Linked DNA regions of Homo sapiens: region 2 is linked to region 1. Evidence: chromatin loops called from intact Hi-C (ENCODE). Cell type or tissue: tibial artery. All regions are shown on one strand.

What was found. Peaks named below come from ENCODE experiments on the same cell type or tissue, not always from the same donor. Only the 100,000 strongest peaks of a DNase experiment are listed, where the experiment ranks them.
Region 2: it touches region 1 in a loop (7-fold over the local background); 2 of 110 quality-filtered maps call a loop at or near these places.

What each region holds. Positions count from the first base shown.
Region 1 is chr21:28,611,250-28,619,249 of GRCh38, reverse strand. It overlaps a transcript of HEMK2 not described here. Among named protein-coding and RNA genes, the nearest start is that of LINC00161, 76 kb to the right of the region's middle. In tibial artery, no CTCF peak of the experiment used is centred here; no DNase peak of the experiment used is centred here.
Region 2 is chr21:28,670,042-28,678,041 of GRCh38, reverse strand. It overlaps a transcript of HEMK2 not described here. Among named protein-coding and RNA genes, the nearest start is that of LINC00161, 130 kb to the right of the region's middle. In tibial artery, no CTCF peak of the experiment used is centred here; no DNase peak of the experiment used is centred here; H3K27ac peaks cover 1,766 bases.

The sequences.
Region 1 (8,000 bases):
TGTAACAATAGTCATGTATCGTCTCCAAGCTCTGAATGCTAGGAGTTCAAAATCCAGATATTGACAAGATTGTTTCCTTCTGAGGGCTGCGAGGGAAGAATCCACTCCAGGCTTCTCTCCTTGGCATGTAGATGGCCGTCTTCTCCCTGTGTCTTCATATTATCTTCCCTCTGTACATGTCAGTGTCTAAACTTCCTTTTCTTATAAGTACACCAATCATATTAAGTTAAGGCCTACGCTAGTGACCTAATTTTAACTTCATAGCTTTTGTAAAGACCCTCTCTCCAAATACAGTCATACGGTGAGGTACCAGGGGTTGGACTTTACATGAATTTTTTTAGTAGACACAATTCAGTTCATAACGACCAATGTACATGGAATACTCCATCAAAAGTTAGTTTATTATTACATATAAACTTGAATGTTAATTTTCCACAGTCACACTAATAAGTGTAAAAAGTGATCATTAGTATTGAGCGAGCTGTGTGCCAATGTACTGTCAAAAAGTAAAAGTACCTTAGGATATGTGTTCATGTGTGCAAGGATGAGTTATAGGAGAGTGTTGTATAGGATCATTGACAGATTATAAATCTGTTTCTAATTGTTTTTCAACGATATCAATTTACATGGTAATTTTTAAGAAGAAGGAGATCAATCCAAAATATACAGTTAAATGAGGTTCACCTGTGATTCAACAATATTTTACTAGTGGACTTAGCTTTGCTTTAATAATCAATTCAAAATAAAATTTCCAAGTGTAGTTTTGACACAAATCTTTTATTTATAGTAGAGAATGATTTAGAAGTGTAAAATAAACTATGAACTATGTGTCAACATATGAGCCATTAATCAAAGATTAAGTGCATGGTAATTACAAGAAAATAGGCCAGAAAATTCCTTTTGTAAGTTCAAGCAAAAAACATATTTGTTTTTGTGAATATACAGTTGTAAGTCATGAAAACCTGAACATTTTACTTTGAAAAGTAAGGTCACAGAGGAAGAAGCTATGAGGGATTTGAAATTCTTAAGTCGCATTTCAAGGAGAAGTAATTTAAATATGCTTATTGTACCACTCATATTATTAATTTTAAATTCTTATCCTAATTTTGATAGCTCTTGATTCTGTTTGTCTTGTTATTCTTTTAATCTTTAAAACAGCCAAGGCTGGGCGTGGTGGCTCACACCTGTAACCTCAGCCCTTTGGGAGTTTGAGGTAAGAGGATCACTTGTGCCCAGGGGTTTGAGACCAGCCTGGGCAACATAGTGAAACTCCATCTTTACAAACAGTACAAAAATTAGCCAGGCTTGATGGCATATGCCTGTAGTCCCAGCTACTCAGGAGGGTATGGTGGGAGGCCACCTGAGCCTAGGAAGTCGAGGCTGCAGTAAGCCATGATCATGCCACTGCACTCCAGCCTGGGTGACGGGAATGAGACTCTGTCTTAAAAAAAAAAAAAAAGGCAGTCAAGAATACCAAGTACCATAATATTAGAGATGAATCAAGCATTCTTATTTTGCTGTTTCCAGGAATAGCTTACAATTTTAATTTATGACCTTTAGAAATATTATTTTGTCCAGGCACTGAACACAAAGTGCCATATCATGAGCTGCTAAGGTAGGAAGAATCAGCAGATTGTTTGGATTGTGAAGAGACAACTTTTATATGCATCTCTCCATGCGGCAATGGCCAATGCTTTGTAGAGCTGAGAGAACTCATAGTATTGTGACTAGAGGTGGCAGTCTGAGAGCTTACAGCAATGGTTGGCTGATTAGCAGTAAGTACTTATGAGGTGTGAAAGGGAAGCAGTGAGAGATTTGATACTGACACCATTAAGGGACTTCAGTATGAAATCAGCACAAAATAACATAATCTTAGCATGTCATGCAAGGTCTTTCATTATTTGGTCCTTGTTTGCATCTCCAGTCTCATTTTGCACTGTTCTCCCTGCCTCCCTCTACTCCAGCCCTGCCAGATGTGCTTCAGTTTCTCAATGCTAAACTGCTTCCCATCTTAGGGCCTTGGCATTGGCTGTGCCTCTGTGTGGAAGGTTCTTCTAGATCTTCATATACATGTAACCTTCCTCAGCAAGGCTATTCCAGACCACCCAATTCAAATTAGCCACCAAGTCGCTCTCTGACCTATTGCCTTGTTGTACTTCACTGTCTGGCTTCTATGTCTAAGTCTTATTTTTCTTGTTTATTTATTTATTTTTTTCCCTTACCAACTAATTGTCTGTGGCCAGCTCACTGGAGCCTAAGCTCTATCATAGCAAGACTTTATATACTTTGTATCACTGTGCCTCAGTGCCTTAAAAAGTGCTTGGTACCTGATGGTTTCTTATTTAATATTGGTGAAGTAACTGAGCAAGAATGACAATTATTTGATTGCCTGCCACGATGGTTAGATCCAATCCTGAGTGATGTGTTGAGTTTTTTGAGTTGGAGAGAGAGAAACTGGAATCCATCCACAAATGAGAAACTAGAATAGCAAAGGGTATACAAATGGTACTTGTAGGGTAGGAACTGGCAATATTCAATCTGGAAAATATTTAAATGACTAGGAAATAGAAAAACAAATTACAAGAACACAGTATCCAACTTGTTAAAAGAAGAATTTTCTGATAATTTTGAGCTTTCCTACAATGGCGTAGGCTAGCATTTCAGCACAGGAATTTTTCATGTGTCAGGGAAGTTTTAGAGAGAATTTTGCAGGTAATAGAATTTAAAAAAACTACAGTTTCTTAAAAATCTAATATTTTATTAGAATAAGACTTTACATAAAAATTCATAACTTTTCAAACAAGACTAATTTTTAAAAATTATCTTTAGCTCATACATTTTAGGCACGGTTCATTCTCAATACTGCTGGATATAAGTCCATATTTCCAATAATTTTTTTATTGTTTCAATGGCAAGTCTTGTCATATCTGATGAAAATTGCCATTGTTTTTCAAAATCTCATGATGTGATTAGCGAAGAACCTCTCCCCAAAGCAGAAGAGTTAGTTCTACATTTCCTTGTTGCTTATATTATTAGCACTATCTTCAGCCTTGAAAAATCTTTTAAAGCTACTTTTTGAGGATTAGAGAAATTATGTCTAGACAATTTGATCTGCAAGCTGAAAGTGATCAGTGACTGAAGCTTCCACTGTCAACCCCTGTTTATTACAAAATGTTCCCTCTGGAGACCCCATGTACTAAACATGATGAGTGGCACTTGATATATGGACCTAGTGAAGATGCCATTATTTGTACTTTAAATATTAGTTATGATTATTTTTTTCTTCTTGTTATAAAAATCAGCATAACTTTTGACTTGTTTTCATACCTCAGTGGGCTATCTTAGACTTCCTGTGATTTATCTACCCCACTCTGGAGATCACTGCACTAGTTCCTGTATAACATCTAGCATTAAAAATATGAAAGCAATCGTTAAGCCTTTCCATTTTGAACCTAATTATAATGCATTAACAAATAAAATTCTAGCCTTGTGGAAGGCAGACAAACATGGCATTCCATACCATATGGACTGTAGTTCTAGTGATTTCACTTTGGGTTTTCCAGTACAAGATTTAAACAAGGGACCAAAGAAAAGTGCCCCTCCTCCTGGTTTTGAAATAACCAGAAGGGAAATAAAATCTACACTTTTTATTTTTATTTTTTTGGCAAGAATTTATTGTAATGAGCAGAATCTGAAAGCTCAGTTCATTCCTGACTTTTTGGTCCTCATGCTGGTGTGCTTATGACTCCAGCTCTGTGACTCAACATTCCTCTCTGCTGGTCCTGTGGTCTAATCTCATTATCATTCTCGGAGGTGGGGGTTTGTGGGGAAGAGAGAGAGAGAGAGAGACAGCGACAGAGACAGAGAGACAGAGAGAGGAAAAGAAGAAGGAAGAGAAGGAAGAGGAGGAGGGGGAAAAGGGGAAGGAGGGAGGAAAGGAAATGGGAAAGAGAGAGACGACCCTAGTAAAACCCCGAAGAATGTATTTCTTTCTTATTCCTTTCTTCCTTCCAGCATCTTACTCCCTGCGTCTTCCTGCTTCATTCAGGGTCATGAACTACAGATCTTTCTAAGAATCATTTGAATGCAGTGGGAAATTAAATTCTTCCCTTATTTGCAGACAAATAAGAGTCAGTTTTATTAATAAATGAGGAAAGGGAGAAGCCACCCATATCACCCTTGTATCTCACCATGCTGGGACATTCCTACTTTGCAGTTAAGAAATTCTGTCCCTGTAGACAAGAAGAGGCATTCTGAACCATGCATTCCAGAGAAACGTTCAGAGATTAGGAAGGGGTTATGGAATTTTATATAGAGTGGGAAAAGGCCTCACTGAAAAAGCAATGCTTACAAGATTGAAAAATATCACTCAATGCTCTGAAGGGTTTTGAAACTCAAAAAGAGAACCACTTTTGTGCTGTCCTTAGAGGCTGCTGTGTTAGCGAATTCTCTAGGTGAGCCTGTGCCATATGCCATGTGGAGGCGTTTGTGCTACTTCCGGTAACACACTTCTTGGATAGGATTTGAATCAGATGTCATCTATTAAATTCCATATTCTAGTGGTTCATATGTCAGCAAAATGTCACTGTAATCTAATTTATATAAGGACTTTTTCTTCCAAAAAATGTCATTTAGTTTTACAAATTGCCTACCATGTTTTTCTTAATAGCCGTAGAGCCCAAGAAAATGGCGAAGTCTCAAGTTGAAATCTTGGCTTTGGCTTACACTATTTGATCATATTTTTCACTCTGAAAACTTCTGGAAAGCTTTTTATTTCAAAGTTTTGTTAAATTGCAAAATGTCTGATGGACAGGTTTCAATATGTTTTTTTTTTAATGTATGAAAACCAGTAGAGTGAATTATCAAAAGTAATCCTAACTAACATTATGCTCCATAGTGAAGAGTTGAAGAAAAATTTAAAAGCCGTACCATAGAAACTTAAAAAAAAACCCACCAGATTATAAGAATATCAGTCTAGTGTAAAGGATATATATGTTCACAGAAAAGAATAGACATCTTAGGTAGTTCTAATTTTGTAAACTATATGTAATTCATCTTTTCTCACTCAATTACCTACCATGGTTAGAAAGTTTTGTATATTGCACCATGATTGTAAATTCAATTCCTGGATGGAGATGGGGGAGGAAAAGAGAGGGAAAGGAATTATAAACTTTATTCAAATTGACATGCATTGCTGCAATAGGGCCTCATAATATGTATGCAAGAGACAGGCATTGGTTTGTTGCTGCTTCTAGAAAATATTCCCACAGTGAAGAAAACATAGCACTGCACTTGAACCGTGGGGAGAAAGTCATGGGTATCTTTTTCCCTGAAGAAAGTGCACTTTTATAATGATGCTTTACAATGGAAATGTAAGTCCTAGTCAGCAAGCTTCATCAGTGTAGGAGTACTGCAACTTAGATTTGAGGACATTTCTTACATGTTTAACTCCATTTCTTTTTTTTTCTTTTAAAACACTTAAGGTCTTTATTTAATACAAATGCTATCTTGGAAATGTGACACATTAAGCTAAATGACTTGGCCTGACTCTTTTTAGTGAATTAATTATATTGTTAGATAGGTCCTGGTTTTGGTTAAGGGCAAAAAAAAAAAAAAAAAAAAAAAAAAAAGAATATGCAGAAAGAAAGGAGAGAAGGCTACCATAATAGTGAGGATCCTGAGAAGACAAGGCAAATACTTTTGCTGGTGGGTAATTTGAAAAAGTTATTTAATCTCTCTATACAATGGTTTCCCCATCTATAGTGTGGGAATTCTGATGGTATCCTATTTTATTTTATTTAATTGATTTTTCTCTTTGAACTTTGAAAAGTTTCTTTATTTTGACTAAGCTTTTTGCTGCTGGCTAAAATGAGTGCAAGCTATGTACAGTCACAGTTACATTATGGAGGGAGGTATCAGCAAATATAGAAGTTCTTGATTCTAGAGTCAAAATTTGCTGGAAGTCACCCCGATCATGTGTACCACTTCAGGTCCACCAGTATACAAGCCACTCTGTGGTTTCTGTGCTATATATACATACAGATACATATTATGTACAGTCACATAGCTTGCACTCATTTTGTATATAATATATATATATATTTAGGTATCTATCTATCTGTAGATCTGTCTATCTATCTATCTATCTATCTTTCTATCTATCTATCTATCTATCACATTTCTTCATCCACTTGTTAATTGATGGGCATTTGAATTGCATTAAATTTGTAGATTGCTTTTGGCAGTATGGTCATTTTCACAATATTGATTCTACCCATCTATGAGCATGGGATATGTTTCTATATGTTTGTGTCATCTATGATGTCTTTCATCAGTGTTTCGTAGTTTTCCCTGTAGACGTCTTTCACTTCCTTGATTAAGTATATTACCAAGTATTTTATTTTTTATTTTTGCAGCTATTGTAAAAGGGGTTGAGTTCTTAATTTGATTCTCAGCTTGGTTGCTGTTGGCATATAGAAGAGCTACTAATTTGTATACTTTAATTTTGTATATGAAAACTTTGCTGAATTCTTTTATTAGTTCTGGGAGCTTTCTGGAGGGGTTTTAGGGGTTTGTAGGTAAACAGTCATCATCAGCAAACAGTGACAGGTTGACTTCCTTTTCACCTATTTGGAAGCCCTTTATTTCTTTCTCTTGTCTGATTGCTCTGGCTAGGACTTCTGGTGCTGTGTTGAATAGAAGTGGTGAAAGTGGGCATCCTTGCCTTGTTCCAGTTCTCAGGGAGAATGCTTTCAACTTTTTCCCATTCAGTGTAATGTTGGCTGTGGGTTTGTCATAGATGGTGTTTATTACCTTAAGGTATGTCCCTTGTATGCCGATCTTGCTGAAAGTTTTAATCATAAAGGGATGTTGGATTTTGTCAAATGCTTTTTTTTGCATCTATTGACATGATCATGTGATTTTTGTTTTAAATTCTGTTTGTGTGGTATATAGCATATATTGACTTGCAGATGTTAAACTATTCCTGCATTCCTGCTATGAAACCCATTTGATCATGGTGGATTATCTTTTTGATATGCTGTTGGATCTGGCTAGCTAGATTTTTTTTTTTTTTTGAGGATTTTTGCATCTATGTTCATCAGGGATGTTGGTCTGTAGTTTCCTTTTCTTGTTATGCCCTTTCCTGGTTTTGGTGTTAGGGTGTTACTGGCTTCATAGCATGATTTAGGGAGGATTCCCTCTATCACTATCTTTTGGAATAGTGTCAATAAGATTGGTACCAATTCTTCTTTGAATTGAATGTCTGATAGAATTTAGCTGTGAATTCGTCTGTCCTGAAATTTTTTTGTTGGTAACTTTTTTTTTTTTTTTTTTTTTGAGATGGTGTCTCTCTCTGTCTCCCAGACTGGAGTGCAGTGGCACGATCTTCACTCACTGCAACCTCTGCTTCCCTCCTGGGTTCAAGCGATTCCCCTTCCCCAGCATTCTGAGTAGCTGGGACTACAGGTGCCCACCACCATGCACAGCTAATTTTTGTATTTTTAGCAGAGATGAGGTTTTGCCATGTTGGCCAGGCTGGTCTTGAACTCCTGACCTCAAGTGATCCATCTGCCTCAGCCTCCCAAAGTGCTGGGATTACAGGTGTGAGCTGCTCCTGGGATTACAGGTGTGAGCTGCTCCCATTTAAAATGGTAATTTTAAATTACTGTTTCAGTCTTGCTGCTTGTTGTTGGTCTGTTCAGAGTCTATTTATTTTTGGTTTACTCTTGCATGGTTGTATATTTCTAGGCATTTATCTATCTCCTCTAGGTTTTCTAGTTTATGCATGTAAAGATGTCCATAGTAGCCTTGAATGATCTTTTGTATTTCTGTGGTATCAGTTGTAATATCGGTTGCAGTATCCAAGAGGTTTTGATAGGTTATGTCACTACTATCATTCAGTTCAAAGAATATTTTAAATTCTACCTTGATTTCATTATTGACCCAATGATCATTCAGGAACAAGTTATTTAATTTCCACGTATTTGCATTATTTTGAG
Region 2 (8,000 bases), 59 kb before region 1:
ATCCAGCTTTGTTCCATTGCTGGTGAGGAGCTGCATTCCTTTGGAGGAGGAGAGGCGCTCTGATTTTTAGAGTTTCCAGTTTTTCTGCTGTTTTTTCCCCATCTTTGTGGTTTTATCTACCTTTGGTCTTTGATGATGGTGACGTACAGATGGGGTTTTGGTGTGGATGTCCTTTCTGTTTGTTAGTTTTCCTTCTAACACTCAGGACCCTCAGCTGCATATCTTTTGGAGTTTGCTGGAGGTCCACTCCAGACGCTGTTTGCCTGGGTATCAGCAGCGGAGGCTGCAGAACAGCGAATATTGGTGAACAGCAAATGTTGCTGCCTGATTGTTCCTCTGGAAGTTTTGTCTCAGAGGAATACCCAGCCGTGTGAGGTGTCAGTCTGCCCCTACTGGGGGGTGCCTCCCAGTTAGGCTACTCGGGGGTCAGGGACCCACTTGAGGAGGCAGTCTGTCCGTTCTCAGATCTCCAGCTGCGTGCTGGGAGAACCACTAGTCTCTTCAAAGCTGTCAGACAGGGACATTTAAGTCTGCAGAGGATACTGCTGCCTTTTGTTTGGCTATGCCCTGCCCCCAGAGGTGGAGTCTACAGAGCCAGGCAGGCCTCCTTGAGCTGTGGTGGGCTCCACCCAGTTCGAGCTTCCCAGCCGCTTTGTTTACCTACTCAAGCCTCGGCAATGGTGGACACCCGTCCCCCAGCCTCGCTGCCACCTTGCAGTTTGATCTCAGAGTGCTGTGCTAACAAGGAGCAAGGCTCCGTGGGTGTAGGACCCTCCGAGCCAGGCGTGGGATATAATCTTCTGTTGTGCCGTTTGCTAAGACTGTTGGAAAAGCACAGTATTAGGGTGGAGGTGACCCGATTTTCCAGGTGCTGTCTGTCACCCCTTTCTTTGACTAGGAAAGGGAATTCCCTGACCCCTTGCGCTTACCGGGTGAGGCGATGCCTTGCCCTGCTTCAGCTCACACTTGGTGTGCTGCACCCACTGTCCTGCACCCACTTTCTGACACTCCCCAGTGAGATGAACCCGGTACTTCAGTTGGAAATGCAGAAATCACCCATCTTTTGCGTCGCTCACGCTGGGAGCTGTAGACTGGAGCTGTTCCTATTCGGCCATCTTGGCTCCATCTTAAAGAATTTTAAAAGTCATTTTTTCCAGAATTATATTGTTGTAGGACTCTCTCCTTAGTTCCACTAAAGATGTGGGTCCTTGCCACATGGCCATAAAAAATTAGGCTCACAGACAATTTGAAGGGTGAGAATAATGGAATTTATTGGGCAAAAGGGGGAAAAAGGGGAAATAGGGACCCTCCACAAAGCCAGGGTCCGCTAGTGTGCTTCCTGCCTCACAGATTGAATCCTGGGTACCACCCAGGAAGAGGAGGGGCCAGGCTCCTCGCTGCTGCAAAGGCGCGAACTTCTGTGGCTACACCCCAGTGCATGCTCCTCCCAGTGTGCAGGCCAGTTGGAGTTTCTCTCGGGACCCCCTCCCACCTGGCTGTCTCTGTATTTTCAGGATTTTGATCTTTCAGGATTTCAAGATGATGATATTTGGGATTGTGTCTTTTGTGATTATGATCAGCTCCTGTTGAAGTCCTAACCCCCTGGTACCTCAGAAAGTGACTGTATTTGGAAATAGGGTCTTTGAAGGGGTAATTAAATTAAAATGAGGTCCTATTGTGGGCCCTAATCCAAGCTGACTGGTGTCTTCACAAAATGAGGAGATTAGAACGTAGACACACACAGAGGGACTACCATGTGTAGACACAGGAATCTACCAGCTAAAGACAGAGGCCTCAGGAGAAATCAACCTTGTTGACACCTTGATATCAGGATTTCAGCCTCCAGAATTGTTAAACAATAAATTTCTGTAGTTGAAGCCACCCAGTCTGTGGTAGTTTGTTATGGCAGCCCTAAAAACCATACACCAGGGCAGTTTGCTTCAAATTCTACCTTGCTAGCTTTTGTACTTTATCTGCTGCTGAGCTTTGGCTCTGACTCCGAAGGCCCAGACAGTGGAATTGGGGTTAAGCATGAAGGATTCTGTGTTGGAGTAAATTCCACGGGGCAGGGTAATGCCCAGCTGGACTTGCAAGAGAAAGTGGCCCAAGAGAAGAAAGAACTTCATAATTCCAAATGAGAAACTTCCTGTAGCAGCTCCAGGCCCTTCTAAGAAGAGCTAACACAGATGCAACATTCTGGATTACTTTTACTGTCCACTCTGCGGGTGAGGAAAAGTGTGTCTGACTCCAAGTTAAAAACACACACTCCAATATTGCAGGAATTATTAGTAAGATGAGTTCTCAACTCTCTGTTCTCAGTCCCCAAAGATGGACTGGGCCCAGGGTTTGTGCCTTTCCCAGCTCCAAGTCAGAATATGCGTTCCTGAAAATCTGCCCTCTTGGTTGAAATGCAAGTCATCAAATTAATCTTGATGCATCATCAATCCTTATAGTTTCTAAGGGCATGCCCTGAGCAAGGTTAAAATGTTCCCTGTTCTGTCTCTGTCTTGTAACATTTGTGTTCAACTTGCCCTCTTTTTGTTGCCAATGATGGATATCCTGCCCTACTGCTGACAGTCTTGTTGGCAGTCACTTTAGATATTCAAAACACTTAATAACAGTTAGATCACGAGTTTTCAAAATAGGGACACTGGGAGGGGTTGATGAGTCAGGCTGTGCTCTGCCTGACATAATTTGTGAATTGCCAACTTGAGATGTATTCATTTATTATCTTTTAGGATTGATCCATTTTTCATTTTTATTATCATGTTTGAATAAATGTATTGTTTAAAGCAGCAAAAGGTTGCTATTTCACTTCCGTAATCATTGTACATAAAAGAGGAATAAGTTTACTTGTTCTATCTTGTATGAGGAAGACATGGACAAATAAGCCAGTTGTTTGGAAGCACTTGGTAAATGTGCTAAAATCACACAGTAAGCATAAGTTTACTATAATTTACCAATGTGTTTTAGCCCGTAGGTCCTTAGGTAGCTAATGAATCATTTAGTTACTGGGTGCTATGATCTAAATGTTGATGTGCCCCCAGAATTCATATGTTGAAACCTAACTCCCAATTCAATAGTATTAAAGGGTGGGGCCTTTTGGGAAGTGATTAAGTCATGAGGACTCCACTTTCATGGGTGGGATTAATGCTCTTATAAAAGAGGTTGAAGCGAGCTGCCTTGCCTTTTTGGCCATGTGAGGACACAGAGAAAGCACCATCTGTGAGAAACAGGGCCTCCACTATATACTGAACTTGCCACCACCTTGACCTGGGACTTCCCAGTTTCCAGAACTGTGAGAAATAAATTTTTTATGATTTACCCAGTCTAAGATATTTTGTGACAGCAGCAGGAATGGACTAACATACTGGGTCTAGCAAAGAGTTCTCAAGGTGAGTGCTCAGATCTGGAGACAAAAAGAACTAAAACCAGAAAAAATTAATGCAGTTGGGCAATCAAGGAGTGAGATCATGAAGTGAGCCTTCCATTTAACTCCAGAGAAGCAGGACAAGCTCCCTGGGAGTCTCATTCTGTCTGCCTACCTCTGAATGAGTTATGCTTTTGAGAGTCTTTGACTGGGGCTGCTGTTACCAGAAGGGGGTCCAGATCCAGACTCCAAGACAGGGTTCTTGGATCTTGAGCGAGAAAGAATTCAGGACAAGTCTATAAAGTGAAAGCAAGTGTATTAGGAAAGTAAAGGTATAAAAGAATGGCTACTCCATAGAGCAGTCCTGAGGGCTGCTGGTTGCCAATTTTTTATGGTTATTTCTTGATGATATGCTAAACAAGGAGTGGATTATTCATGCCTCCCCTTTTTAGACCATATGGGGTAACTTCCTGATGTTGCCATGGCATCTGTAAACTGTCATGGCGCTAATGGGAGTGTAGCAATGAGGATGACCAGAGATTACTCTTGTCGCCATCTTGCTTTTAGTGGGTTTTGGCCGGCTTCTTTACTGCAGCGTGTTTTATCAGCAAGGTCTTTGTGACCTGTATCTTTTGCTGACTTCGTATCTCATCCTGTGACTTAGAATGCCTTAACCCTCAGGGAATGCAGCCCAGTAGGTTTCAGCCTCATTTTACCCAGCTTCTATTTAAGATGGAGTTGCTCTGGTTCAAATGCCTCTGACACTACCATCTGAGTTATCTGAGTGGTTAATTTTAACGAATGTTTTGTCCTCAAACCTTGAAGGACATTGTTGATTATAATGCAAGAGAAACTATTCATTTTATGCATTTTTCACTTATGTAGCTTTTTCAAGTCATATATTCATATGACCATATATGTGGGTTATATGTGAGCTAAGTGTTTGAGTTTGGAATGTTGCTGAGAATATAAATTTATCTGAAGTTTATTTTTGGAGTGAGAAAGTAGATTTAAATCTGACACTACCATCTGAGTTATCTGAGTGGTTAATTTTAACGAATGTTTTGTCCTCAAACCTTGAAGGACATTGTTGATTATAATGCAAGAGAAACTATTCATTTTATGCATTTTTCACTTATGTAGCTTTTTCAAGTCATATATTCATATGACCATATATGTGGGTTATATGTGAGCTAAGTGTTTGAGTTTGGAATGTTGCTGAGAATATAAATTTATCTGAAGTTTATTTTTGGAGTGAGAAAGTAGATTTAAATCCACTTTCAGCAATGTAAAGAGAAGTAGTGTCAGACAAATTTCTTTTCTTTAAATACTTCTAAATTTTCTGAATCAGACAAATTTCTGATTGGAGAAAACAGTTATGAATGATTCATTTGAATGATTGCTAAAACACTATCATGCATTTTTCTAGACAATCTTTCTTTCTTCCCCCTTTCATCCTTTCTTCTTTCTGTTTTTCTTTCTCTCCCTTCCCCTCCCTCTCTCCCTCCCTTCCTTCCTTCCTTCCTCTTTTTCTTTCCTTCCCTCCTTCCTTCTTTGCTTCCTTCCTTTCTTTCTTCCTTCCTCCCTCTCTCTTTCTCTCTCTTCTCTTTTCTTTCTTTCCTTCCTCCCTCCCTCTCTCCTTTCTCTTTCTTTCTTTCTTTCTTTCTTTCTCTTTCTTTTTCTTTCTCTCTTTTTTTATTTTTTTTCTTTCTCTCTCTCTCTGCCTTCCTTCTTTTTGCGTTTATCATGTAGAAGGAAGAATAGAAAAGGAAGGTATTTTTTGTTTGCTTAGTTGAATCAGGAGTTGGGAGATAAAAGGAAGAGCTGAGACTTAGCTCACATCTGTGAGGGAAGAATTACATTTTTAATTTTTAAATTAAAACAAGTCAAGAAAAATGGAAAGAGAGAGCAGCGTCAAGAAGAGAAAAAGAGCAGGGCATTTGGTTGCTTTGAGTCATACAAGTGTCTTGGATAGCCTACTAATACAGCACCACCTTAAACCATTGTCTTTAAATATTCTCTCTACATTTAATTTAAAGGAGGGGTGTACACTGGTTGGGGAACAAGAGGAGAAAGACCACCTCCTGGAGAGCCCGCTTTCTTCTCTATTAATGGAGAAATTCAGCTCAGGCCCCAAAACTTGCATGTTCTTTTCTACCAAACAGGAGCCTTGCACATTTCTGACAGGGCAGAGGAGCAAACATTTATTTGCAATTCTAGGATTCACCTCAAGAGTCTTTTTGGCTACAAATGACTTAAAGCTCTCTTTGTAAACATATGCAGTCCTCTCCTTGGAAAATATTATGGTCAATACCATTTTCTACATCTTAAATTTCCAGTGGAAATTTAACACCCAGTGATAGGCAGTATCCCTTATAGATTGGTACTTGGGGCAGTTGTTAACCTGAGGAAGACAGAGGGTGAGAAAGAGACAGAGAACAAGCCTCTGTGGAGGACAGGACTCAGCAAAGGGAAGTTCCAAATGATTTAACATCTGTTTCAAGTGAAGAGAGAACTAGACAAATGTTTAATGAGAATGATAACTATTTAAGCCTATGTTTCTTTTTTTGGGAGTTTGCTTTGCAAAAGAGCCTACTATCTAATGTGCTCTGGTGATTGAAAAACAACGTGTACTTTAAACTTGCCTATGACTGGTCATGTGATTGATGGGTCTTGAGTTGTTCTGCTCCACTGTAGAGTGAATAAGTCACAGAATTTCACAATTTTCTGTTTTCCAGCGAAATGATAGGGGAGACCATATATTGGATTAAAGGTTTTGCAAATTAAATTGTGAATATTAGTGCTATGGCAGAATTTACGTGTGACATTAAAACTAACATTTTCAAAGAGTGGAAATGATTCAGAGGATCATGTTTATGATTGTGGAAGCAACCGTCAGATGTAATAAAAAAGCCAAGCTTCCTAGTGACTAAGGGTGTAAACGAGATTTATGGAATGATGATATCCCTGGCATTGCTATACGAAACTCAGCTTCTTGGGAATTAGCATCAAGCACTCTGAGTCTTCTAAACACGTTATAAACACCAGGTTATTTGCCCACCCCACTCCTACCACACTGCAGTAATCCAGGTTGTATTTATCATCATAGTCTTCTGGGCTGGGAAATCACTTCTTCTAGTCCCAGAAATGTTTGATTTCATGTCAAATGAATACAGAGTTGGTCTTTGCTCACCTCTAAGGCTGGATATATGAAGAGGATTCTTCCTTTTCTAGCAGCCAGAGGAAGAGGTTGCCTGCAAAAGGAGGATGCATGGTAGCGTTAACCTGAAATCTTCCTCTCATGATTAGGGCCCACTTTATTACCTTGGGTTTTCAGACAGGATTTATTTGGACCTTTACTCTTTCTTCCAACAGTGCACTGCTTCTCTCCCACCACTGCCTGTTCTCACTTTCTTTCGAAGACGTGATTAAGTTTCCACATTTGTTTGGTCCCTCAAAAGGCAAAGATGAAGTACAGGAGAAATACATGGATCACAGGCAAGATCCAAAGCTGGCTGCAGTCTCTGAGGCCTGAGCCTCCCGTGAAGGCTCTTGCCCCTCCTTGTTCCATACATCTTTCTTCTTCATAGCAAGACACTCCCATTAAGCCCAAAAGCCCAGAGTGCAACTCAGATATACAATATATTACCTGTTGCATCACTTTCTTTGATATAGTTTGACTCTGTGTCCCCAACCAAATCTCATCTCAAATTGTAATCCCCATAATCCCCATGTGTCGAAGGAAGGACTTGGTGGGAGGTGATTGGATCATGAGGGTGGTTCCTCCCATGCTGTCTTGTAATAGTGAGAGAGTTCACACCAAGATCTGACAGTTTTATAAGCATTCGACAGTTCCTTTTTCACATGCTCTCTCTTGCCTGCTGCCATGTAAGACATGCCTCCTTAGCCTTCCGCCACAACTGTAAGTTTCCTGAGGCCTCCCCAGCCATGTGGAACTGTGAGTCAATTAAACCTCTTTGCTTTATAAATTACCCAGTCTCAGGGAAGTTCTTTGTAGCAGTGTGAAAACGGACTAATACACTTTCTAACAGGACAGAGCTCTGACAATACTTCTCAGATTCACTAGCTTAGTAGAAAGATCTGCCTTGCAATGTCAGCCTCCAAGAGTCTTGAGATGATAGAGGCTGTCTGTGTGTGAGAAGTTTTTCTTGAGTAGTTTTATTGAATAGAGAGAAACCGTGTCCTTATGGCCTCAAGACAGTACACAGCAATGAGAAAAGAAAATGGACTCTGGAGATGTAAAAGATACCACACATGGCTAAATGTTTGGTTGAGTGACAGAATAAATTCTATTTTAGGTTTTAATTTCATTTTTACAAAATAAAACTAAGAATATTTTTAATCATGTGGGACAGAGTCATTTGCATCAGTTCCTTTGCCCATTTAGACTGTAGGCTCTGTTTCTCAAAACTATAAATTCTGTATTTAGTTTAAGAAAGTATATTTTTGATTGAGGTTAACACAATATTTAAGTTAATGGAAAACATGCTTCCATTGCAGAGTATTTCCACCAGGATTGCTGGATTCTGTACAACAATCTGTTTCTATTTTGAAAAAAAAAATGATGCTGTTATATGACCTAAATATTCCTATTTTCTCTTATTTCACT